3 separate regions of the Mus musculus genome follow, and all the other regions are linked to region 2. A link is a loop called in an ENCODE intact Hi-C map of the cell type or tissue named here. Cell type or tissue: gastrocnemius. All regions are shown on one strand. Region 1 overlaps Pde4d (phosphodiesterase 4D, cAMP specific). Region 2 overlaps Pde4d (phosphodiesterase 4D, cAMP specific). Region 3 overlaps Pde4d (phosphodiesterase 4D, cAMP specific).

Evidence for each region. Hi-C counts contacts between places; a loop is a spot of excess contacts. Peaks named below come from ENCODE experiments on the same cell type or tissue, not always from the same donor. Only the 100,000 strongest peaks of a DNase experiment are listed, where the experiment ranks them.
Region 1: it touches region 2 in a loop (5-fold over the local background); 25 of 42 quality-filtered maps call a loop at or near these places.
Region 3: it touches region 2 in a loop (7-fold over the local background); 28 of 42 quality-filtered maps call a loop at or near these places.

Annotation. Positions count from the first base shown.
Region 1 is chr13:109,353,266-109,361,265 of GRCm38, reverse strand. The region is part of intron 3 of Pde4d (phosphodiesterase 4D, cAMP specific); the gene reads right to left. Among named protein-coding and RNA genes, the nearest start is that of Mir582, 33 kb to the right of the region's middle. In gastrocnemius, a CTCF peak has its summit at 4,810 (motif pointing left); no DNase peak of the experiment used is centred here; H3K4me3 peaks cover 358 bases; H3K27ac peaks cover 3,315 bases.
Region 2 is chr13:109,543,447-109,551,446 of GRCm38, reverse strand. The region is part of intron 3 of Pde4d (phosphodiesterase 4D, cAMP specific); the gene reads right to left. Among named protein-coding and RNA genes, the nearest start is that of Gm32703, 110 kb to the right of the region's middle. In gastrocnemius, CTCF peaks have their summits at 2,947 and 3,500 (motif pointing right); DNase peaks (open chromatin) are centred at 2,020, 3,516, 4,171 and 6,598; H3K4me3 peaks cover 1,240 bases; H3K27ac peaks cover 2,148 bases.
Region 3 is chr13:109,340,236-109,348,235 of GRCm38, reverse strand. The region is part of intron 3 of Pde4d (phosphodiesterase 4D, cAMP specific); the gene reads right to left. Among named protein-coding and RNA genes, the nearest start is that of Mir582, 19 kb to the right of the region's middle. In gastrocnemius, a CTCF peak has its summit at 6,065; DNase peaks (open chromatin) are centred at 267, 2,626 and 4,450; H3K4me3 peaks cover 539 bases; H3K27ac peaks cover 947 bases.

The sequences.
Region 1 (8,000 bases), 190 kb after region 2:
TACATATGCATTCAGCTCTATGCCTCCCTTCCTCTCTCCCTCCCTCCCATGGCTAGAGAACTGTTGCATTAATTAGTCCTTTCAGGTTAGAAAGCACCAAGGATAGTGAAACCAAGGGCTAATATCCAAAATATATAAACAACTCAAGAAGCTAATCACAAAAAAACAAAACAAAAACAAAACAAAACAAAAAACCCAAACAACACAAAGAGTATAGAACTAAACTAAGAATTCACAACAGAGGAATCTCGAATGGCTGAGAAACATCTAAAGAAATGTTCAAAGTCCTTAGTGATCAGAGAAATGCAAATCAAAACAACCCTGAGATTCCACCTTACACCAATCAGAATGGCTGAGATCAAAACCTCAGGTGACAGCACATGTTGGCCGGGATGTGGAGAAAGAACACTCTTCCATTGCTGATAGGATGGCAAACTGGTACAACCACTCTGGAAATCAATCTGGAGGTTCCTCAGAAAATTGGAAATAGATCTACCTGAACATCCAGCTATACCACTCTTGGGAATATACCCAAAAGATGCCCCACCATGCCACAGGGCTACGTGTTCCACTATGTTCATAGCAACCTTGTTTGTGATAGCCAGAAGCTGGAAACAACCCCAACAAATATATAGCAGAGGACTGTCAGGTCTGGGCTTAGGCAGAGAAGATGCACCTAACCCTCAAGTGACTGGAGACCCTAGGGAGTTTATAGTTCTGGTGGGGTTGGAGGTGGGGGATGGGGACATCCTCGTAGAGACATGGGGTCAGAGAGGAGGTATGGGATGTGGAACAGTTGGAGGGTGGGCCAGACCGGGAAGGGAATAAAATCTGGAGTTAGAAAGAAAGAAAGAAAGAAAGAAAGGAGGGAGGGAGGGAGGGAGGGAGGGAGGGAGGGAGGGAGGGAGGGAGGGAGGGAGGGAGGAAGAAAGCACCAAGACAGGTTCTCTAGAGACAAGGCATATGCTAAGGCTCTGCCATCCTGTTATTTAACCTTCCTTTTTCTAGTGGTTTCTCTTTTGCTAGAAAGCGTCTCTTAAATTCCTGTGTTATGTGACTCAACAGTGAGTGGTGAGAGCCATAAGGATACCAGATAATGGAACGAGGCCAGCCTTGCCTCATACCTAAATCTTATGTAGGTGCTAGCAGGTCTGGAAATGGTACTAGCAGGTCATTTAGTTATAATATAACTACCAACTGTGAGAGCTTTTGGAAGGTTCTTAGAGCCCTAAATTCCAGGGTGGCTGTGGTAACAGTGTATCTACCTGGAAGCTGTTGTAGGGTCCAAGAGAAAACATTCAACACAAAATACCAGGCACGCTGGAAACATTTTTGAAAGGGTACCTGTTACAATTACCAAAAGTTATCTTGCTCATGACAATGTGTCCATTTAAGAATACAGTTATGAGCTTTTTTAAAACAACAAATTATAAAAGAAAAAAATGCAAAGCACACTACTTCAGATATATTCCTATTAAAAATGATGAACACCTTGTGCATCATGAATGACTCTTCTCTCTTAATCTCTCCTACTATAACTGATAAAACTGAAAAGTCTCAGAATGAAAATTTACTTGTTGTAATTTTCCACCCAACTGCCAATCTGTCAGAGAATCCCATGCCAGTCCTGTGGCCCAACAACTCCTCAGTGACGGAAAATCACTTCTGAAGACCACGCCTTTGTTCTGCTCTGAAGGCTTTCAACGCTTTCTGACCAGAGATTCCACAAATCTCCAACACTGGACGTTTTAGACTGACTTTCTAACATAACACAATTTCTTTTCTAAAATAATTATGGTAGTTGTGTATGTTTTCTCTCAAAGCTTACAGCCTCCTCTTTCCTGTGTGTAGTCTCAGGACACACCATCTGTGTATTTTAACACTTCAAGATGCATAGCTTACCTGTGGCTATTTCCGTTCATGCAGGGTATTTAGTACCCAACCACATCGTCTTTCACCTGCCTTACCTGCCTGCTGTTGATATTAGAATAGTAAGTCATAAAATAAATACAAATACCTTCAATTTTTCTCCAGGCAAGAGTTGCAATTTACTTTCACAATACAAGGGAGGGTTTTTTTTTGAGTTACACCTTTATTATTTAACAATTTGATTTTAATTACCATTTTAATATTGTTTGTAAACTAGGACAAAAGAGATCATCAGTTTTGAAAATATTTGAATGTACTTATGACATATATGTTAAATTTGGTTTAAAACTCCTAAGCAACATATTAGTATGTTTATGAGCTTGAAACTATTTGCTAGATTGCCATTAGGGTGAAATTTTAATAAATATTTTAATTGAAATTACTATATTGGAAAATAATTGCTAAATATAATTTGCTATGTAATTACACAATGTCAGGCATGGCCATAATCAAGATTTTCAAATGTCATTTGTCAATGATACACATATAAATATAATAGGAAAATTGTATTATTCTCTTCCCTGTACAGATTAGAAATTATTTTAAAGTGGGGATTCCTGAGTACATAATTTACTAAAGTGACTCATGAAAAGTATTATTAATGCCAAACTTCTGGCTACTCTTCTACGCTTTGAAACTCTACTCTGTTCTGTTTTCTCAAGAATCCAAAATGGAGGGCTGGATTTTAGAGCAGGTCCTTTGGTCTGAGGCTCCTCAACTGACTCCAGAGGTCAAGGAGGATAAATTATCACTGTCAAACTCATGGCATCACTGCATGGCTTGATATCGTGCCAACATGTATGTGTGTACATGTATCATGCATGGGTGTTTTGAGACAAACGGAATATAATTTCGGATGAAGTTTTTACTATTTAATCGAAAGCTTTGTGTTTGGCAGAAACATTCATCCCAAGTTCAATTCCTAACCTAGAAAAGATGTTTTCCATCAATAAATAAAATCTCTCTCTCTCTCTCTCTCTGTGTGTGTGTGTGTGTGTGTGTGTATGTGCCCCTCCTTCCTCCTTCCCTCCCTTCCTCCCTTCCCAAAAATAAAGTTTATTGCATAGAAATATAACACACACACACACATGTAAATCCTCTCCTTCCTCTTCTCCAATGGCTCTGATGCAGAGAACCTATAGATTATACCTTACTAGAACGTCTTTCAAATGTCCAGGTAAGACCCCATCTATACATTCTGTATTAGCAAGCTGCACATTCATGTAACCATCTACCAGGTAGCACTTACATTCCATTCTCTAGTTAAGTTTTGCCACCACTAGCTTTTCTGTCAGTCCCTTGAGAAAAGACCTAGAATTGAGGGATAAACTCATCGTGAACAGCCACAAGCATGACACCCCACTAGCTGCAGACCCAGCCACTGCCTGCCCCTCGTCACCACAACAGCTACCACTCACCCCAACTGACCAGCACCACGATGAAGTACCCCGCTTTGCAGAGCTCTAACAAATACTTGATGGGCTAAGTGACTGAGACTGAATCACTTCGTAGATAAACAGACCCACCAGGTCCCTGTGGATGAATACGTGGCTGACATGTCTACATCTTTCCTTCCAAGAACTAGAAGGACAAGGTGAACGGAAGAGAAATTAAATGCTGTGTCACTCAAGGGTCAGAATGAAAGGCACAGGAGAGGCTTGTGTGGCTGGATGCTTGGCATCTGGATATCAGGAAAGGAAAGTGAAAAATTACTTTTCAGGTTCTTCTGAAGAGTGAACAAGAAAAAAAAAAAGACAAAAACGAAAACCACAACTGAGAACAGCTTCTCCCAACTCCCAAACCCTCAAAGCAGAGCTTCCAGCATTCTCTTGAGAGAGGGTTGAGAGTCTTCATAGGTTAGGAACCCCCTCCCCGCCCCACTCTGATAGTCTATTCAAACATACTTTTTAGTACTTAGCTTTGTTTTTTTCTGACCCGTGTCAGGTAACCCCAAGTAATTCCGCAACATGCCTAGAGGTATCAGTCACAATGAACAAGCCATTGATTTTAACATTCATATTGATCCCACCAAAGGGCTAGTTCACAGCTACAGCACACATGAGATGGTCCAATTCCTGCTTTAAATGCTCTGGTCCCTGCTTTGGATCCTTGGGTTCTGATTGCTTCCTATACCAGCAGTACAGTGCCTACACACAAGCAAGAATGTGATTAGAACATTGAAATAATCACCCCTTAACACTACAGGGCAAACTTCTGGAGGTGTCAAGACTTTATTCTAGGGAAATTTTCTGTCCAGTGCTCGTAAGCAGTTTGTGTCTACTAACTCATACTTCCAATACAAAGTATATGTTTTGTAAATTGTTTCCATGAAAATTATTTGAACTCTATTTATTTGCCTTTTTTTTCCCCAAAGATGGATGACAAAATTGTTTTCTCACTTTTCCTTTCTCTCCAAATTCTCCTTCCCAAAGTCCACTTCATCTTCTAAAATCAGAGTTACCTGGCAGCATCTTTAGATTAACTCAACACAATTGTCTTTTGTTTTTCTAAGATGAGCAGAGTTCTGTAGTTATACATTTTTTTTTTTGGAGGATATCTGGAATTCAACCTCAGGGTTTGAGAACACCACCCCACTCCCACCCACAATGATGCTCATTTAGATTATAGGGCCCCTTTAGTTTTCTTCTGTGTATTTCATTTAATGAAGTACAGGTAACTGGCAAGGATACACACAGTCACATGAATGACATAAAAGTTGCTTGAAAGATTGCTCAGAGGAAGTCACCACAAAGACCGAGCTTTAAGCAGGGGTCCCCAAAATCACACAGACGACAGCTATATAGAAAGATGGTCTTTATTATTTCTTCAAACTCCAATCCACCACTCAGCTATAAGAATGCCTAGAGTATCCCCTACTGGCCAGTGTACTCCATGGCTAGTGACAGGACATGGGAGAAAGAATGAGTTCACTGCTGCAATTACAGTACCAGGGGCCAAAGCAAACTTCAGCAGCCCTATTTCGGCCTTTGCATTTCGTTTCACGATGTTGTTCCTGCAGGGGTTCTCCTCAAGGTTTAGCATGCTTTACTTACTCTTGCAAAGTTTTCACGAGCACGTTGAAAAATTTAGCTTCCGAGCAAACTAAGTGGCATTTAAAATCAGCAAATAAAATTAATTTTTGCTCATGTTAAGTAGCTTTTGCCTCAGAGGGCAAGTTATCAGATAACATTCAAGAGCTCTACTTACGGTTGCGTATCACTTATACAAAGTGGTTATGTGCATTGAGTTTTAGACTTCCAAATACTGGTGTATTTTTAATGAGATAGATCTGAGGTGATACCTAAGTCTAAACACAAAACATTTGTTTCGTATACATCTTATACATAAATCCTGAATATAATTTTAAAAATATTTTTAATGTGCCTAAGATTTGGTTACAGCTTTGTCACATGAGGTTGGGAGTGGAACGTCTCTCTAGATGCTTTACGTCGTTGGTGTTTAGAAAGTTAGATGGAGGACTTGGGGTTTTAAAACTAAAAGATGCTAAATCCTTACCCGTCCCAAGTTAAGGGGTTAGCCAAGACCCAGATGAACAAAATGGCGGCGGCAATGTCATTAGGATGTTGATTTCTATTAACAAAAATGAATAAGAAAGCAAGCGGGATGCTGAGAATTCAATTCAGATGCCCTATATTTTCTCTCCCTACCAAGTGTCACATAAGACATGAGACTTGCATAAACAGCATGCCATTGCCTTCTTTATCACATGTTTATATAGCAAGAAATTTGCTTCTATCCTCTGAGATAAAACTAGGCAAATAAACATGCGCTTCAGTAAATTACTGTCAAACATAATTAGCTTCCATATCGAGAGAGATAGGTAGAACTCGACACTGTCCAGCATTGATCACACATAGAAGAACAGTCTCATGCCCTTGGCCTATTCCATCTCTCTTGCCTCATTTATAAGTTTGTAAGAATCAGAGAGAAATAAGCTACGTGGTTTGCCTCATAGCAGAAGGAAGATGGGCATGAGCTCTATGCCTCACATCCAAGTTGAAGTCCGGGAGTTTTCTTACTTTCAAAATAGGGGTCCTAAGGGCTCCCAATGGAGGAGCTAGAGAAAGTACCCAAGGAGCTAAAGGGATCTTCAACCCTATAGGTGGAACAACATTATGAACTAACCAGTACCCCTGAGCTCTTGACTCTAGCTGCATATGTATCAAAAGATGGCCTAGTCGGCCATCACTGGAAAGAGAGGCCCATTGGACACGCAGACTTTGTGTGCCCCGGTACAGGGGAACGCCAGGGCCAAAGGGGGGGAGTGGGTGGGTAGGGGAATGGGGGTGGGTGGGTAAGGGGGACTTTTGGTATAGCATTGGAAATGTAAATGAGCTAAATACCTAATAAAAAAAAAAAAAAAAAAAAGAAAAGAACACACGATGCCTTAGACATAGCTGTGTTAGAAGTTGATCATCAAAACAAGGAATAAAAAACCATGTCACCAGAAAAAAAAAAATAAAATAAAATAAATGTTTTGCCTGGAAAAAAAAAAAAAAAAAACAAAATAGGGGTCCTAAACTGCAGTCTGCTGACTCTGCTCAAGCCGCTGTCTGAAGAAACAGCTATAACACACGAGTGGATCTCCAGGATGCTTTTCATAATGAACCTAAATTTTATGATGTAAAATAAATGAATTAAGAAGTCCTTGAAAAGGGTATTTATTGTGAACCAGGGCTCATTGATATACTTTGCTATTTATCTCCCTATAGCACTAACACAAAGTTACATGAGGAAAACATTTAGAAGATATCCACCTTTTGTTTATTTTCATGGGCAGTTTTCAAGTAGGAATGTTAATTTTAAGACTTTTCCTTATCACGCGAGGGAAATATTCAATATTTTATTACACATCGGATGTTTAGTTGATTGTAGTTTGATATTTATAACTATTAGGGTTTTTTTCTATAAACAAACTGTTTTACTGTATCTCCATCCTCTGCCAGAGCCTCCTAAGACTTCCTAAATAACGACATCTCTGCAGCACAAAGAGCTATTTATATGCTCACCACATTTTCAGTGTCATTATTGGCAACACATTCGTAAGCAACTGCTGTGGAGACAGGATCAAAATATACAGCAGAAATCTGAAGACAGTGGGCATGACGGGCCTGGTAAAGGTTAAGAGGATAGCATCGTCTTCAGCTCTACCCACCACCTTAGCCTCAGCCCATCTCAAAATACATGCAGGAAGCGTCTCCGCCCCCACTCACATTCCAAAGGGGATGTAGGATTTAGTTTGGAAATCCAAGCCTCAAGAACCAGTGCCGGTCCATTTCTTAAACCATTTCCTTCACTTTACTTGCTTTAGAAATAACCCCAAGGTTGAGAAGAAATCTTTAGAGCTAGAAAAACTTCCAAAGGTTTCCAGGGTCCCATGGACTAATGAACTGAAGCTAGAGAGGCCATGTATGGCAGGTCCCCTCTGCTCCCGTTCTTAGAAGACCTATCCCCTTTGCTTACTGCAATATGGTAGTAGGAGTACTATATATTTACATTTCAAGCTACTTATTTTGGTTATAATGTTGAACCAGGTAGCCTACAACACAAATTGCCACAAACATGATTCACTAATCAGCCAAGGCACTCTGAATGAGTATACTCATTTTGACAATAAAATGATATACTATTTGACACATATTAATCACTCAAAATTAGAAGGGGCTTAGGGTTTAATTCAGTAGTAGAGAATATGCCTAACATATACGAGGTCCTGAGATCAAGTTGTACCATACACAAAGTAAAACAACAAAAATATTGTGTGCACGTGCTATAGGGTGATTAAAGCAACTCGTAAAGAATTAAGAGAAAACATGAGTGTGTAATTTATGTATCTATTTACATGTATTCATTTCTATTTTTATACTTTACAAATATTTTGCTTCATTTATGTGTATATGAATATGTGCAGATTGGTATGAGTGCCCATGGAGTCCCCAAAAGGGCGTTAATCCTCTATAGCTGAAGTTACAGGGGTTTGCAAGCCTGCCTGACATGGTTGCTGGAAACTGGATTCAAGTCTTCTGTCAGAGCAGCAGGTACTCTTATCC
Region 2 (8,000 bases):
GTGCGTACTCAGTCCTCAACTGAAACATGGCCACATGTCACCTGGCATTATGTAGTAATGAGTGCGTTAAAGAGGTCATTTAGTTAGAATGAGGTCATTAGCATAGAACCTAACATAGAAGAATTCATATTTATATTACGAGAAATCCCAACACAGGCACCCGGAGGTCTAGGGAGACTACAGTCACCTGCTTTCCAAGGAGAGAAACTTACATGGAAACCAACCTTGAAGACATTTCACTCTTAGACTTCTAACCTTCAGGACTGCAAGGAAGTAAATGGTTCTAATTTACATCATCAGTCCATGGTAATTTATTATAGCAACTATAGCAAAAGAATTCATGTCCTCTACTGAAGAATGTCTTAGGACAAGGATATGCCAGTTTGTGTTGGGACTCCTGCGGAAGGATTTGTATCAGAAGCTGTCTGAATTGAATCAACAGCTGGATAATGGAAAGGTGGATGACACCTAAGAGGGCAGGAAACTTGATGAGGCCAATGTAACCTGGAGAGAACTCCATTTAGCCACTGGGCCTTGTCTCAGAAATATTTTGGCCTTTGCAACTTGTTCATCCTCAATGTTAAACATATTTCTAATATATAAAGTTTTCATTCATGTAGGATCATTTATAACTTATATTAAACATAATATATTAGTATCAGAAGTTCTATTCTGGTACCAGCATGAGCACAGTGTTTATCATAGATGTTTAAAATCTTGAAATACGTATCTACAAAAATGACTATGGGTCAGAGCAAAATAGCACTGAATCATTATAATTGCATTTCACATCATATTTAACATGGATGCAGAAGTTACCATGTATAAAAAAGGGAAAAAGAACAGAGGAGTGAGTCTTTTGAGAGTGCTGCCATTCCTCTCACTTATCCAGCATCTGGATGGAGCTTTTATCTCCATAGTCATGATCACATGCCACACGTGTTTAAGTTTCAACAGAGCTGTATAAATGAAAATGAAATAGTAAATCTATTTCCTCTACCTTAGTTCCCCTTTAAAGACAAAGACTGAAGAAAAGAGTGTCGTGAACATGACCACATTTGTTTTTATCTGGGAAAGGTGTAAAAATAGTATTCGAGAGCATAGTTTCCAGCTGAGAAATGGACACGACACCCATCTTAGAACAGGACTGTTTATCTAGAAGAGGTGAATGAACGTTTCATGAGCATTCCTTAGCATCTTCTTTGTACTTGGCGCAGCAACAATCCACCCCACCCATCCCCCCGTCTTCCCAGACTGCCAGCTCCCTTGGGAAAAGCCAACTCATCTGAATGCCCCTTATATTCTTACCAGCAGCAGGAGTGCATCCATTTTTACCATTCACACTGGTGCCTCTATTTTGTTTTAAGCCATTGATTCTACATCAGGCAGGTGCATTTTTTCTTTCAGCATTGATAAAGTAGGATATCAAAATACTTACCTAAAAAAACAAAACACACAAAAAAAGAGAACGATTACAGTGAATTCTTGGTCACATTTGATTGACAAAGCTCTGGACAAGGACAAAAATGACCAATGGTGTGTAAAGGCATCAGGACATATGTAAACAGAACATACATGTGAATGTACATTTATCATACATATATACTTCTCTGAAGCTCTAAGGAGCAAAGATTAAAACTCAATATAGGGCAAGTTTTGATTTTTCTTTCTTTCTGAGTTTCTAGACATTATCTGGCTCCATCCTGAAGGCCTAATATATTCCTTTCTTTGGAACATTAACAAGTTTTGCTAATTGCCTGAAATAATGTTTTCGTTACTATAAGCCAGAACACCTTAACTCAATTCTTGAACCAGAGCTTCAGTTCCGTATGTCCCAATAACACGGAACATGGATAGTAACATGCCACTCACAGGTGGGTTATGAAAAAAACAGGATTTGATTATGTCATTTTCCTCGAGTGAGAGGCATTGCTTGTTGGCAAAGAGTCTGCTCTCTGAGACACTGGGAACCACTAACACAGATGGCACCAGAGTTAGCATGCACAACAGAAACAGCGCATAATGGAGAAAAGCGATTCTATACACATTCAGAAAAAGCTAGGTTGAAATTATAAATGACAGATGTCGCTGGCTGTCATTAGTGTGTCAGTGGAGTATGGGCTTTGATATCTTTGGCATTCTGCTAAGCACAGAAATCCCCACCGTCTGCACGGGGAAGGCAGAAATGGCATTAGCATAGCTCTGGTGAGTGACAATTCTGGAATGGATGGCACAAGCTTTGGGAATACCAAATGAAGAGGCCTGTCCCTTCTGACAGTTGTCAAAAGCCAAAGACAATATTCCTTCTGAAAAATAATTTCCTCAATTCATCCTTGACAGAGCAGAGCCAAACAAGGAAAGAACCCCAAGGGAAATGGGACTTTAGTGAGACGAGTATGAGAGACCCCCCTTTTACACTGAAAAGACAGCATCCATCCGTGTTTTCATGGAGGGAACAGTATAGAACTGCGTGGTATGGTGCTGGCTGAGAAAGGAGAGGCACTGAAAGGCAGCGCAAGCAGCAGTCCCCTGGCCTACTTGGAGCAAACATGATTGCTCCATCAGCATCTTTAGCAGTAACATTACTGGAGAGGTAAAATGAGTGAGAACAGTTGGTAAATGTATGTATTACCCAGCCCCACTATACACATCCTGATTTAGGGACCGTGTGCTAGAAGGCACGGGTTCCTTCTCTGTTGGTGTGATGCTTCGCAGAGAGCATTCTCGGAGGGTTTAATCTCCGTTATGATGTCAGGACTTAATGAGACATAATTTAATGAAACATCAGGAAACACATGCTTTTCCTCCTAGTTTTTTTTTCTCATCATCAAACTGCTTATAAGGAAAAATACCTAGTGTAAAACATCTCGTTTTAATTGTGCTAGGCCATTAGTTAAGACCATTTTTCAGACTTCGAATACGTTATTTAAAAGATGCAGTCCTCATTCCCACTCATAGAGGGCGCTATTTTCTTGTTCATTCCATTTCAGGCACTTGATTAAAAAAACAAAACAAAACAAAAAAACCCAAATACCCCTCCAATGCTGCATCAGTGAAATAAGCCCACAAATAGCTTGACTGTAACAGAGTATATGGTAACAATCCTTTAAGGCAGATTCAAATGAATTTTTAGCGTAGCCATTGCTTGTACTGTTTTTATCTGAGTAAGATGTGGTGAGAAATTAAACTTTCATTTCCTTCCAAAGATTGTTTTTCTTATACTCTAAGATTTTGTTACTTTGCCCATTAATAAATGTTCACTAAATTTCTTGTAGAAACGTGTTTACAGAACTGTATAACAAATTTAATATCACATACAAAGATATCTTCAAGCAAAGTGCTTTACTATGAAGTGAAATATAATTTTAAAATGAAGTCATAAAATACACAGGAAACCCTCCACCTACAATCGGCAATACATCAGACCTGCAAGATGTGCTGCGGCAATGATGTGTAGAACTTGTGGGAATGGCCAACAGATTTCGGTTTAACTTGAGAACCACACCACCAGAGGGAGCCCATGCTCTATACGACCTGATAGCTAGGACCCAGAGAGAGACTGGAGAGCCCAGAGCGCTAAGGCTGAGCCACAGTACTGAGGGAAAAAAATCCTAAAGATATTCTGCTATCCTCCTAGATCTAGCGACTTGTCCAGTCATTCTCAAAGAGTCCATCTTCAATGGGCCAGCAGATGGGAGAAGCTTTAGAGACCCCCACTCAGACATTATGTGGAGAACCTAACTGGAGGTTCCCATAGGGTCCTTCTCCTAGGAGCTCTGAAAACCCCGTGGAAGAGCAAAAAAACAAAAAAACAAAAAAACAAAAAAACAACAACAAAAAAAACAAAAAAAAACAAACAAAAAAACAAAAAACAACAACAAAAAAAAACAAAAACAAAAAAAAACAAAAACAAAACAAAAACAAAAACAAAAAAAAAAACAAAACAAAAAAAAACCAAAAAAACCCAAGAGATTATAGAGTGAGAGAGGATGGAGGACACCAGGAGAACACGGGCCACTGAATCAGCTAAGCAAGGGCTCACATACATGGGCTCATAGAGACCTAAGTGACAAGCCCAAGGCCTGCGTGGGTCGGCACCAGGTCCTCTGCATATATGTGATGGCTCCGTGTTTTTGTGGGGCTTCCAACGGTGGCAGTGGGTGTGTCTCTGACTCTAATGCCTGTTCCTGAGCCTCTTCCTCCTACTAGGTTGCCTTGTCTGGCTTGGATTCGAGGGCCTTTGCCTTTCCTTACTGTGTATCTTGTTTTGCCCTGTCTGACCGTCATCTCTTAGAGGCCTGCTCTTTTCTCAAGAGGAAACTGAGCGGGTGTGGATCTGAGGGAGAGGGGAGGTGGTGAGGTCGCTGGGAAGCGTGGAGGGAGGGCAACTGTGGTCTGATGTATGAGTGAAGAATCTATTTTCAAAAAAGGAAAAGGAAAAGTAGTTTATAGAACTATATGAAATTTAATGTTACCTATAAGGATATCCTCTTGAAGTAATGTGTTATACTATGAAGTAAAATGTAACTTTAAAATACGGCCGTAACACTGGCAAACTGTGAACTGACCTCAATGTTAATATTTATGGTCATTAGTGGTGAGGTGGAAATGCCTTTATGTCTTTTACTTGCAGGTGAAGCTGCAGAGTCATTTTTAAAAACGAGTTTTCTAAGTGTCTATTTTGGTATATTAGCATCCATTTTCTGTCCCTCCAGTGAGTACAGAACTGTGAAGATTAAATCAAAAGGGCTAACAGGGTTGGTCTGGAGCACGGAGACATGGGGCGAAGGGTAGGAGGAAGCCGAACCTCACGCTGATTTTTTTTTTTTTAAAGCATCTGTCGTTTAGAAACTGAAAGCAGAGATGAAATATTAACCGACACAGGGCGCACGGCGGCATAAATAACTCGAAAGGCTTCTGCAAATCCCGAGGATCACGGAAAGGCTCACACCTTTCCACACCCCTTCAAATCCTATTCATTTCCCCGTCCCCTTCCAACCGCACTGCTGACAACAGCTCCGAAGCGCATCATCCCAAAGGAGGGAGGCTAAAAAGTCTTCCGGGGAGGTGGCGAGCAAGCCAGGCTAGGTGTGTCCTCTCTGGCCTGCAGCATATGGAGTGTTATATTTTTATTTTCTTTAGCTGTGAAGTGGTGAAATAAAATCCACCTGGCTGAGCACCCAGAAGCAATGGCTCTGTAAAAAAACATTTATAGCATTGATTCCCCCCCCCCCCTTTTTTTTAATTTTTAGGTTTTCAAGAAAGTATACTTTGCCACGAGGATGATATCCTCATGGAGACAAGGAGTGGGGAGGAGGAATGAGATGTGGAACAGTTGGAGGGTGGATGGTGGCAGTGGGGGGAGGGAGATAAAATCTGGAGTGTAAAAAATAAATAAATAAAAGACAAAAAATAAAAGAAAGTATACTTCTTCATTTCATATTACAGTGCTCAAAAAAATGTTTGTCGTAAGACTGTGTCTTTTAGAAATGTCAGACAGGCTATACCCACAAAGTCTAATCAACATGGTTGTCTAAAACAAGACCTGAACAACCATGACACCTATGGAAATCCTAATTTGAAAAGGGCAACTAAGGGTCTCGATAGTAGATAAAGAACTGAGAACGATATGATTAGGAGAAATGGTCCTCCCAGAAACAGTCCTCCCAGGGAAATGTTCCTTCACTGATTATCCAATGCTATGTGGTCAGCCTTGAGATCCTATGCACATGATAGGTAATGTTAGACAGATTGAGAAGGGTGTACTTATATTTTATAAGAATATATAAACTATGTGTGTATATATATATATATATATATATATATATATATATATATAACAACTATCAAAGGAAAAGAAGCCATTAATTTGAAAGAGAGAGCAAGAAGGATTTATTCTATAGGAGAGGTTGGTGAGAGGAAGTGGGGAGAATCATGCAATTGAATTATAACTTCCAAAAATGAAAGTTTCAAAACAACCAAAACTATCCACCATCAGTAAATATAACAAAAATTCCCTGTCATAGGGAAGCCAGAAAACACATGGTAGCAAGATACAGGTGTGGGAGGAGCAAGCCCCAGGAATTTAAAAAAAAATGTGTTTTCCAAAAGAGAAATTAAGTTTTCCTTTAATTCCATACATCCAGACACAGTCTTTGAAAACACACATTGCTAAGACCATGTTAGCTACACATGCTAGTGTGTGCCTGATATTCCAGCTACTTGGAAGGATAAACCAGGAAGGCCATTTGGCTCCAGAGCTTCAGAGCAGCTAGGATGACACCGTGATACACCGAGCCCTCTCAACCAAGACATTAGCACCAAATTGAGTAGACTTAGTTTGTGTTCAGCTATTTTAAACCATATAGACTACGTAAATTGAAATCTACAAGAAACATGCCTGTCTACAGAACTATCCATGATCACCTTGGGACTGATCCCTGGCTAGTACAGACATCCAGGGAAGTCATACTTGGAGAAAATGGTTTATGTGCGGAGGCTGATGTTTTTCAAACAGGAAAGGAGAGGGAGACAAAAGGCTCGAGAAGAGGTCTGCCAAAACCCAGTCTGCTCATGACCACAGAGGAGTCCAGCGTCTCCCTGTGCTGTGTGAATCACTTCAGCTGTTGCCACTGCTCCTGAACAATGGCCCTAGTGAGTGGCTTCCTTGTCAGCTTTCCAAGTTAGACCTTGTATGCTGTTCATCAACAACTACATGAGTTATGTTGATCCTCTCTGTCACCTTGACTTTTAATTTCCCCTTCAAAATGGGAGTTTTATGAATTGATTTGATGGGTCGCATTAGTCTCTTCACAGCATATGTAAAACTTACCTCCCTAAATGCTTTGAACATAAAATGATAAGCAGCTCCATTTTATCCTACTAATGTCTACCTAAAACCTACACTGAATACTGCTGGCTCAGCATAGGGGGCCCAATTAGAGGGCTAACATTACACAAGGGGATTTGAAAGTTAGATTTAATTCTACTTGACGACAGCCCCAAACAGAGACCACTGAGTATGGATGCCCTTGACATGGGAGGAAATGGAGGGATGAATGGAGAATGCAAGCAAATGATTGCTTTCTTACAGATTTGCCTTCCTCAATCCCATCAGACACTGTAAATAGAAGGAAATCCACTCTGATAATAAAACCATAGGTTTTGAGATCTGGATAGGCCGGGTTCATGACCTTGTTTGAGTTTTTGTTTTTTTTTTTTCCCCTCATGAAACAAAGGAAAACGATCTTGATTAGAAGAAAGAAGAGACTATGGCACATGCTCAGTAAAAGACTTTTGCGTCTTTTGTTACGTAATTTAACTTAATAGGCTAACTCACTTTCACAGTTTAAATTCTGTATATGCTTCTATATATAGCTAGATTCTAATTTCAATTCATTCAAACTTGTATATTTATTATTGGGTATTTCTAGCAGACAGAATATAAATATCATATGATAATCATATTTGCAATAAAACACATGTTAACTTAGAAATTATTTAATGAGATACATGCCCGAGGAATTATTTGTTGGTTGCAATCATTTGTGCTATTGAGGAAACTGTACGTGCTGTCAAATTTGTTCATAAACTTTACCAAAAGCATCTTTCTTCCTGATGTGAAACTGTCCCAAAGATTCTGTTAAAAATATCTCCTTCTTCAGCAATGAATAGAATCTTTCTTCTTTTGGTAATGTTCTCTAAACATAGCTTACAGTATTGCCCTTGCTTGAACGATAATGCCTGTGACCAGTGATTTTCCACGTCTAGATTTCCAGATGTGATTATTCCTGACAAGGGGTCTCCACTTATTTCAGATGTGTTTTAAGAAATTTGTGAAACTAGAATTCATTTTACCCATCACTGTCACTCTCCCCCACCCTCAAGCAAGTAGCCAAGCTAAGAGAATGATGTAGGCCACTATCAGTGCCCTAAAGTCAACTGTTAGGCTAAAATGGCTGATTACGTTAGCCATGCTGCTCATCACTTCACATGTCAAG
Region 3 (8,000 bases), 200 kb after region 2:
TTCCTGCTTTTGTACCAGGGTGACATGTCCTCCCAAATGTCTCCAATACCCTGCCCTGGCTTCTTACACATCCGTTTTCACCAGACGTGGGCAGGCATTAACCCCTACTCCCATGTAATCCGGAAGCATTAATGTTTTTTGACCAACTGCGTCCCCAGTGCTCCCATGAAACCGTTCCAGATGGATCTTTCTACAGTATTCCATTGCCATCTGCCTGCTAATTCTCTTCAGCCTGAATGTGAGCTCACTGGCCACGGACATTTTCCTGAAACCATGCCATACCTCCCGCGGTTGTGCCTTTGTGCCTTTGCGACAGTTCTTTCCTCTGTCTGAAATCTCGCTGTGCTAATTCGTGGAAATCCTACCCAGCCACAAACTTCAGATAATAGGGAAGCTATATACAAGGACTGGAGTTACTTAATTCTCCTTTGTATTTATTAGCTGATACTAAGGAAAATCTTGAGCTCTATGAAATCTTGGCACTTCCCTCTGAAAGTAAAGGATACTATTTTTCTGTGTTAATCTAGGATAATTGAAATGAACAGATATTTTAAATCATATGGCTATATACAAGCCAGTACAATTCTAACATGCTCTGTGCGATGGAGAAGCTATGAGGATCTCCTGAAGTTTCACCATGCACTCACAGGACATCTTGCTGAGATCCCAGTCCTTGTGATGTTTTCATGGGTAATGCTATAATGTAGTTCCCACACTACAAATAGGCTTGCCCGAAGGTCCTATCTCCTTAGGAATAAACATCTACATTTGGAAGACTACAGAATTACAAACTGTATGACATATTTTATTCAAGAACAAGAACAAAGAGAGATCATGATATAATCATATGATGGTATGGTCAACCCATTTTATTCAAATGAAGTTATTTTAAAACATTCTATATATGTGCATAAGTTGAAATCAGTATTTACATTAGTACTGACTGATAAGTCATTAGACCAACTTCTGAAAGGCAGTGTAAGTGCCAACTATTATTTTTAATCTATTTTTTAGAAATGAAAGACAGAACTCTAAGCTGTTTATTATTCTTTTTACTTTTGGCTTGAATTTATGATTATAGAATTCTATTATTTTTTGGGAGGAATCTAATAAAGATTGGAGAAAAACCGCTCTATCAAGTATTAATATCAATATGTTATATGATTTAGTGAGTGTAATGATGAAGATTGTTCCTTTAATTATCATTCTAATAAAATGTTTTATTTCATATACTCAGCATATATCCATTTTCAGCATTGTAAATTCATATGAAGAAGCATAAGAAACGAGCATGCAGCCGTGGTCCAGGCAATAAGATCAGCATCTCCCCCCAACCCCCAGTTCAACCATCTATTTCAATTACCAGTTAAAGGAGCAATGTGGAGGTGCAGATTAGATTCTCATCTGGTTTTAGCTAAATGTAGCCTGACTTCTCCAAAGCCAAAGATCACAGAAAAAGCCCTCAAAGACTCAAATTATAACCCAGGCAGGCAGGTCGCGAAAGAAGACTAACACTTTTCTTTAAGAAAAAAGAACTCCTAAGATTTATTTTATTTTTCATTTGTGTGTGCACGTGTCTGTGTATCTGTGTGTGCGCTCAACTGTGAGTGTATGTATACATATGTACATTAACATGGCACAAGCATGCACATGTGTGGGTTTCCACAAAGACCAGAAAGGGGTGTCAGATCCTTTGAGCTAGTTATAGACATTTGTAAGCTACCTGCTATGGGTGCTCGGATCTGAACTCTCGTCCTCTGATAGGGCAATGGACACTCTTAGTCACTGACCTTTCCCTTCAGCCTAGAAAAAAGAACTTTTGTTTTAAGTAGTCAGATTTTCGATTGTCTGGAAGTGAGCAGGTGATAGAAATACAAAGTCAGATATAAAGGTTAACAACAACTATTATATTTAAAAATGAGTCCACATTTTAAAGATGCTGATTAATTTTTTAAATAATTTCTTTAATTTTCTATAAACGGAAAAAACTAGCATACCATTAATGGTGTAAAGAAACTTCATCACGCACTGAGCAAATGTGGGGATCCCTTCTTCGGAGACCTTTCTAAATGAGGGGCGGGGCCAATGGTGATTGACATACAGGAAGGAGGATCTGAATTTGAATCTCCAGTCTTCACATAAAAACTGGACACCTAGCATGAGAGGGTCTGTAATCCCAGTGTTCCTACAGAGAGATGAGAAGCAGAGACAAAGGAACCTCCAGAAGCTTGTAGGCTATTACTTTCCCTGTTTGACGCTCTCAGACAAGACAGAAGGTAAGGACCAATGCCCGAGGCCATCCTTTGTCCTTTCCGTGAAAGCCATGGCACACACACACATGTTTCACATACATAAGTGTTCATGCACATATATGCACATGCAGGAAAAAAGTCAACATTCTAAATGATTAAAACCTCCAGTTCTAAAATAATTTAAGTATATTATTCCTGAACTTGACATCTTACAAAGGCCTGCGTTCTCAGTGTCTATACAGCATGGTCTTGGAGATATTTGATGTATCTGTGGACTGTCCCTAAATTCTGGTAAAACTCTAAGCTAACAGGCAAGGCTGGAAGCACAGTTGAGACAGGCTCTCATTTCTCCCTGAAACTGCGTGCCCTGCCAGCCCAGTAAAGTTTGCCAAGACCACACAAACAGAAAATAAGTGGTAAATTAGATTAGTATTTCATTTTACAACTGGAAGTCATTCTGAACTCCTTCCTTGAATTGGAGAATGAAGACGTGCCCAAACCAGAAAGCATTAGGGCTCAGAGATAATTATTATGGAAGGCTTAAAAACATTTACCAAATGACTCCCCAGGGACGCTCTAAGAAGAAATGAAAGAAAAAAGTTTGCACCACCCACAACACATAGATTCAGTAGAGTCATGAACCAAGTAAGAAAAATCCAGTCTATGAATCGGATAATAACCTGATATTATTCCTTTCAAATTTCTCAACTGTTGGTTCTACTACATGATTGAGTGAGTTCATATATTATTAAAATGCCAACACAAAATTCAATTCACCATCCTGAGACATATTGTCACCTATGATTCTTTTTTGTATAATCTTTTAATTTTTATTAATTCTGAGTTTTTGCTCCCAAAACCTAGAAGGGAACTGCTTACTGAAAAGTTATTTTTAAAAAGTCCAAAGGACATCACATATTATTTTTTTGTGTGTGGAGATACCACAATTCATATAAAGTGAAAGATTACATATCATATTCAAAATCCCTTCCAATTCTATGTTCTAAAAATTTTTTCAGATTCAAGAAGAGAAAAGGAAGCAAGTTTAACATTCTAAATGTGCGATGCACTGGACTTCCAAACTATGACGACGGAACCAACACACTTATTGGCAAGTAGCTTTAATCACATCATAAAATAGATCATAAATGTATTGTTTTACAGGCGCTCTAATGTCTCAACAAATTGAAATAGTTCCATCCATCCTTTTCCACCTACAAAGCAAAGGCACTTAGATCCCAAGAACTGACAATGGATAGCATTCACTGTAAAGAAGTTTACTCATTTCACAGGCATGAAAGTTTGAAGCTGAAATAAATACTCTTTATAGATCCCTGATTTTAGGGTAGATATCACTATTTTTATAGGGACATGCCACTGAGACAATGTGCGCCCCAAATATTTGCTTAACCTAGATGTCCAGGCAGAATAAAGTTTATTTTTTGCCATTTTATCTCTCATAAGGTATCTGTGCTAATTCTGCCATCTCACCCCCATTTTAATTTTCTTAGGACACAACTGGCTGACTAGGACTCTGCTCTCTACACTCCTATGGGATGCTTACTTCTTTTTGAGCACATTTGAAGAGTGAAAGCGAATTACTGCCTATCTTAGTCAGGGTTTCTATTCCTGGACAAAACATCATGACCAAGAAGCAAGTTGGGGAGGAAAGGGTTTATTCAGCTTACACTTCTACATTGCTGTTCATCACTGAAGGAAGTCAGGACTGGAACTCAAGCAGGTCAGGAAGCAGGAGCTGATGCAGAGACCATGGAGGGATGTTTCTTGCTGGCTTGCTTCCCTGGCTTGCACTGCTTGCTCTCTTATAGAACCCAGGACTACAGGCCCAGCGATGGTCCCACCCACAAGGGGATCTCCCCCTTTGATCACTAATTGAGAAAATGCCTTACAGCTGGATCTCATGGAGGCATTTCCTCACCTGAATCTCCTTTCTCTGTGATAACTCCAGCTGTGTCAAGTTGACACAAAAACAGCCAGTACACTGCCAGAGTAAATATATCTCAGATACAAACAGAAGTGCCATCCTTTAAAACCGTGAAATTCTGCTAATTATTACCCTGATAGTTTAAATAAATCAGAAGCCCATGGGAAGGACAATTGTCTCCTAGCTGCTATCGGAGCTAGTCAGAACCGTGCAGCTTACTCTAGGGGAGGCATGGTGCCATCTAGTGACCAAAGAGTAAATCACACGTGGGCTATCCCTCCCCTCCCCCAGTCAGGCTCTGGGTTACACCCAGAACTTGGATCACAGAGATTTGAAAGAGAAACACAATACAATTTCCCCAGTTAGAAATACTACTCAAGCCATTTGCTTTGTAAATCATTCTGTGTAGCTGCTAAGGAAACTATATGGGTTATAATAAGAACATGACCGTCTGACTCTCAGCTTTAAACTACCTCTGAGTTAATCATACAGTCTCCAAAGAAATGCCCGTATACAATAATCCCAATGAACTGTGTTCTTTTGTTCATTGAGCGTTAATGTGGCTTTTGAAACACAGTTCCAAGCATTGTTCTGTAAAGCATGTTAATTTGAAATGTCTTGTTTTATTGACTCCATACCTTGCTAGAACGGCACCTAAATTCCTGAACACCTAACATATACAGAAGAATCATTTAATGAATCAAATGCATAACACTTAAAAAAATAAAATATTTCTCAAAACAGAACCAAATGTGTTTCTCACTGTCAGGATAAATGTACTTGATTTTATTGTTGTTTTGATTATAGAATTAAATCTCTACAAGAACCAGTATTATTTCTGATGCATCATTTCATTCCCCATATCCCTGCCCAGACATCTTTCCCTTCAGCAGAGAAACGCCTACCATAGCAAGGACACCGCACCTTCCTAAAGAATCAACACACTCGACTTTATGGTTTTCTAGGTTCTGTTTGTATGCAATCTCTGTAAGAGGCATGACCCTTTGTTTGGCATTCAAATCACTGCTTCCAAAACTCCTTAGAACTCAGAGCATCCTTTCTTCAAGGTCCTCTCTGCAGCCCCCATCCTGATGCTTCCCAACAGCTTCCCCCCCCCCCACCCGTAGGAGTCTGGAATTACAAGGCACCATTTGGTTAATTGAATCTAAAAGGGCAGGGAGGGGGAATTACTGTTTCTCGGTATTTTCAAAGGATTTCGTCAGTACTCTATGTTTCCAGTACGTTTCTGCAACATATTTAAAGCAGCTGATTTTGTAGGCATTGGGTTACATGCATGGGGTGCAAAGCTCAGACAACATCTTCAACTGTTGTGCAATTCTCAATCATGCTTGAACTCTTCTCTAGTATTGCTTAATTTTAATTCAAGCAAAAAAAAAAAAAAAAGCATTTGTGTACGCTGCAGTAAGCGTCACAAAAGATAACAGCTCTTCAAGTACAGAGACTGCTGTGACGTTGGGACAGAGGGAAAGTTCTAAAGCCAGCAGCACATCTAGCACAGCCACAAATTTTTTATGTCTTTTGTTTTAGTCCTTTGTTCCTCAGGTAAGAGTATCTAAGGTTGGAAGCCAATAGCTAGAGTTAATTATCCACACAAACTACTGCATTTAGAATGTCTTTCCTGGGCATGGGAGGGGGGGTATTTACTGGAAGCAGGGTAAATGACTAGCAGTGACACCCCCGAATAAAATAACACCCTTCCTCCAACAACCTTTAGCTGCTAATAGTCCCTCAGGGAGAGCAGGCCCTTGTATGTCCATTTCCCTACCATCCCACACCCATGTTGAAATGTTAAGGGGTCCAGTGTTCTGCAGGTCTTATTCAGACAATGATAGCAGTTCCTGAGTGCAATGCTATGTCATGACCAGAAGATGTCTTTGACTGCACATTTCTCCATACTCTGATTGCCTCTCTGTGATGCTCCTGAGCCTCGGAGGCAGTGAAAAGAGCAATCTCACTTAGGAAGGAGAACCCCACCGTCACTTGTTATTGGTTCTTTGGCCAGTGATGGGTTTCTGCGTTAAGCATTGGCAGCTGCCATGAGAGTTTTCTCTGATGCACATTAATTCTTAAAGGGAGTGATGCTTTGCATGGTGACTTTGAAATTTCTATTGCAAAACATTCTTGTGACAAATTGCTTCAAGAGATCAGACTGTAACCTCTCGTTTTACATTCAGATGGGTATGATGGTCTTATATGTTTAATATTGAGCAGGACTTTCAGTTTGTGGAAAAGAAAAGATGAGTCTCATGTGGAGAGACCAGACTACATTTACTAAACAAGACAAAGAGAATCAGTTATGAACAACTTTAGTTACAAATTGTGATAGCAAATCAATATGCCTGTGCCCATGAAGAGTTTCCTTAGAAATAAACCTTACTTAGCATTAGCTCGGGGCTTTGTTTTATATATATATATATAATATTAGATATTTCACCTGTATTTCAAAGGCCAGTAAACATTTATTTAGTTAAAATTTCATTTGGCCAACAGACATAAACTAAAGGCTTCCTTTAGCACAGGTTTGAAGACAGTCTAGTCTCATTTTATAATATCGATAAAAATAAAAGGTTATATTAATCTATGATAAACTAATGAACCCTCAGGTAGCTTGTTAGCTGACAACTTTTGTAATTTCATATAATACTAAGGGACTTTTTTAAAAAAATAATTGAAGTCTCACACTGCTCTATTATAGGAGAAATTAATTTAAAGGAATTAATTTAATCTTACATTAAATATATACACCGAAGCATGTATTTTATTGAGACTGTAATAAGAACAGAAATGTAAATGATTTTAAAGCTGGAAAGGGAAATTAAATACCTGTGGACTTAAAAAAAAAGTTGATTAAGAACACTTCTAGACCAGTGATCCCAGCTATTTGTATTTGTATTTACAAAAAGCTATAATTAAAATATAGGCATTATCAGTCTGAGGCAAAAGCTGGACTAACACACACAAATTCATTATTTTACAGCCTCACGCCAGTGATTTAACTTGTACCTCATCAGTATTCTAGTTATCTCTCCTTTCTTGATCCTCTTAAATAATACACTACCTAGCACTTATCTAGCCTTTCTAAGAGGAAGCTTCAAGTTTGTTTTATATTGATCATCTTATTGACTTACACTAAGAGAGGCAGTAACCAACCAGAACCATCTGGGAAAGACGAAGAGAAGCACGGGCAGCCAAGACACACCGAGAGTAACTTTTAGAGACACTAGCAGGAGATGCAGATATCCTAGAATTACAGATTATAAAGTTGCTTGGCTTACTAAGGACTGTGGATCAGGACAGAGCTCTGCTCATTCTAAGCATACCATCTACCAAGCCCGTCTATATATCCCCTGCCTCCAAGTAGCTTTTTCATAGACTAGAGGCAGCACTGAAACCCAGAGTGGTAATAACACCATGACTCTTGTTGGTCAAAATTTTGCAAAGGTAACATACTTACTGACTTCTTTACAAGGGTGTTTAATACAATAATTAGAAATGGGTGGGATGTCTGAATTACTCTCCAAGGAAAATCCAACCTTTTCCCGGTGAGACGCCATGCAGGTGTGTCATTCAAAATGAGTAAAGTCCTCTGTGTTCCCCAATAATACTGCTCACACTCTGACACACCCTAGTGTTTATTTGTGCATTTTTTATAGCGATCTCCTCCATTTTGTTTTGGGAATGATTGGCCACACCTTTTTTTCATCTTTCTGAGTCCTTAATATTAAATAAGTGCTCAATTAGTAAGTGCTCAGTAAGCAAGGGCTTGGTAATGAGTACTCAGT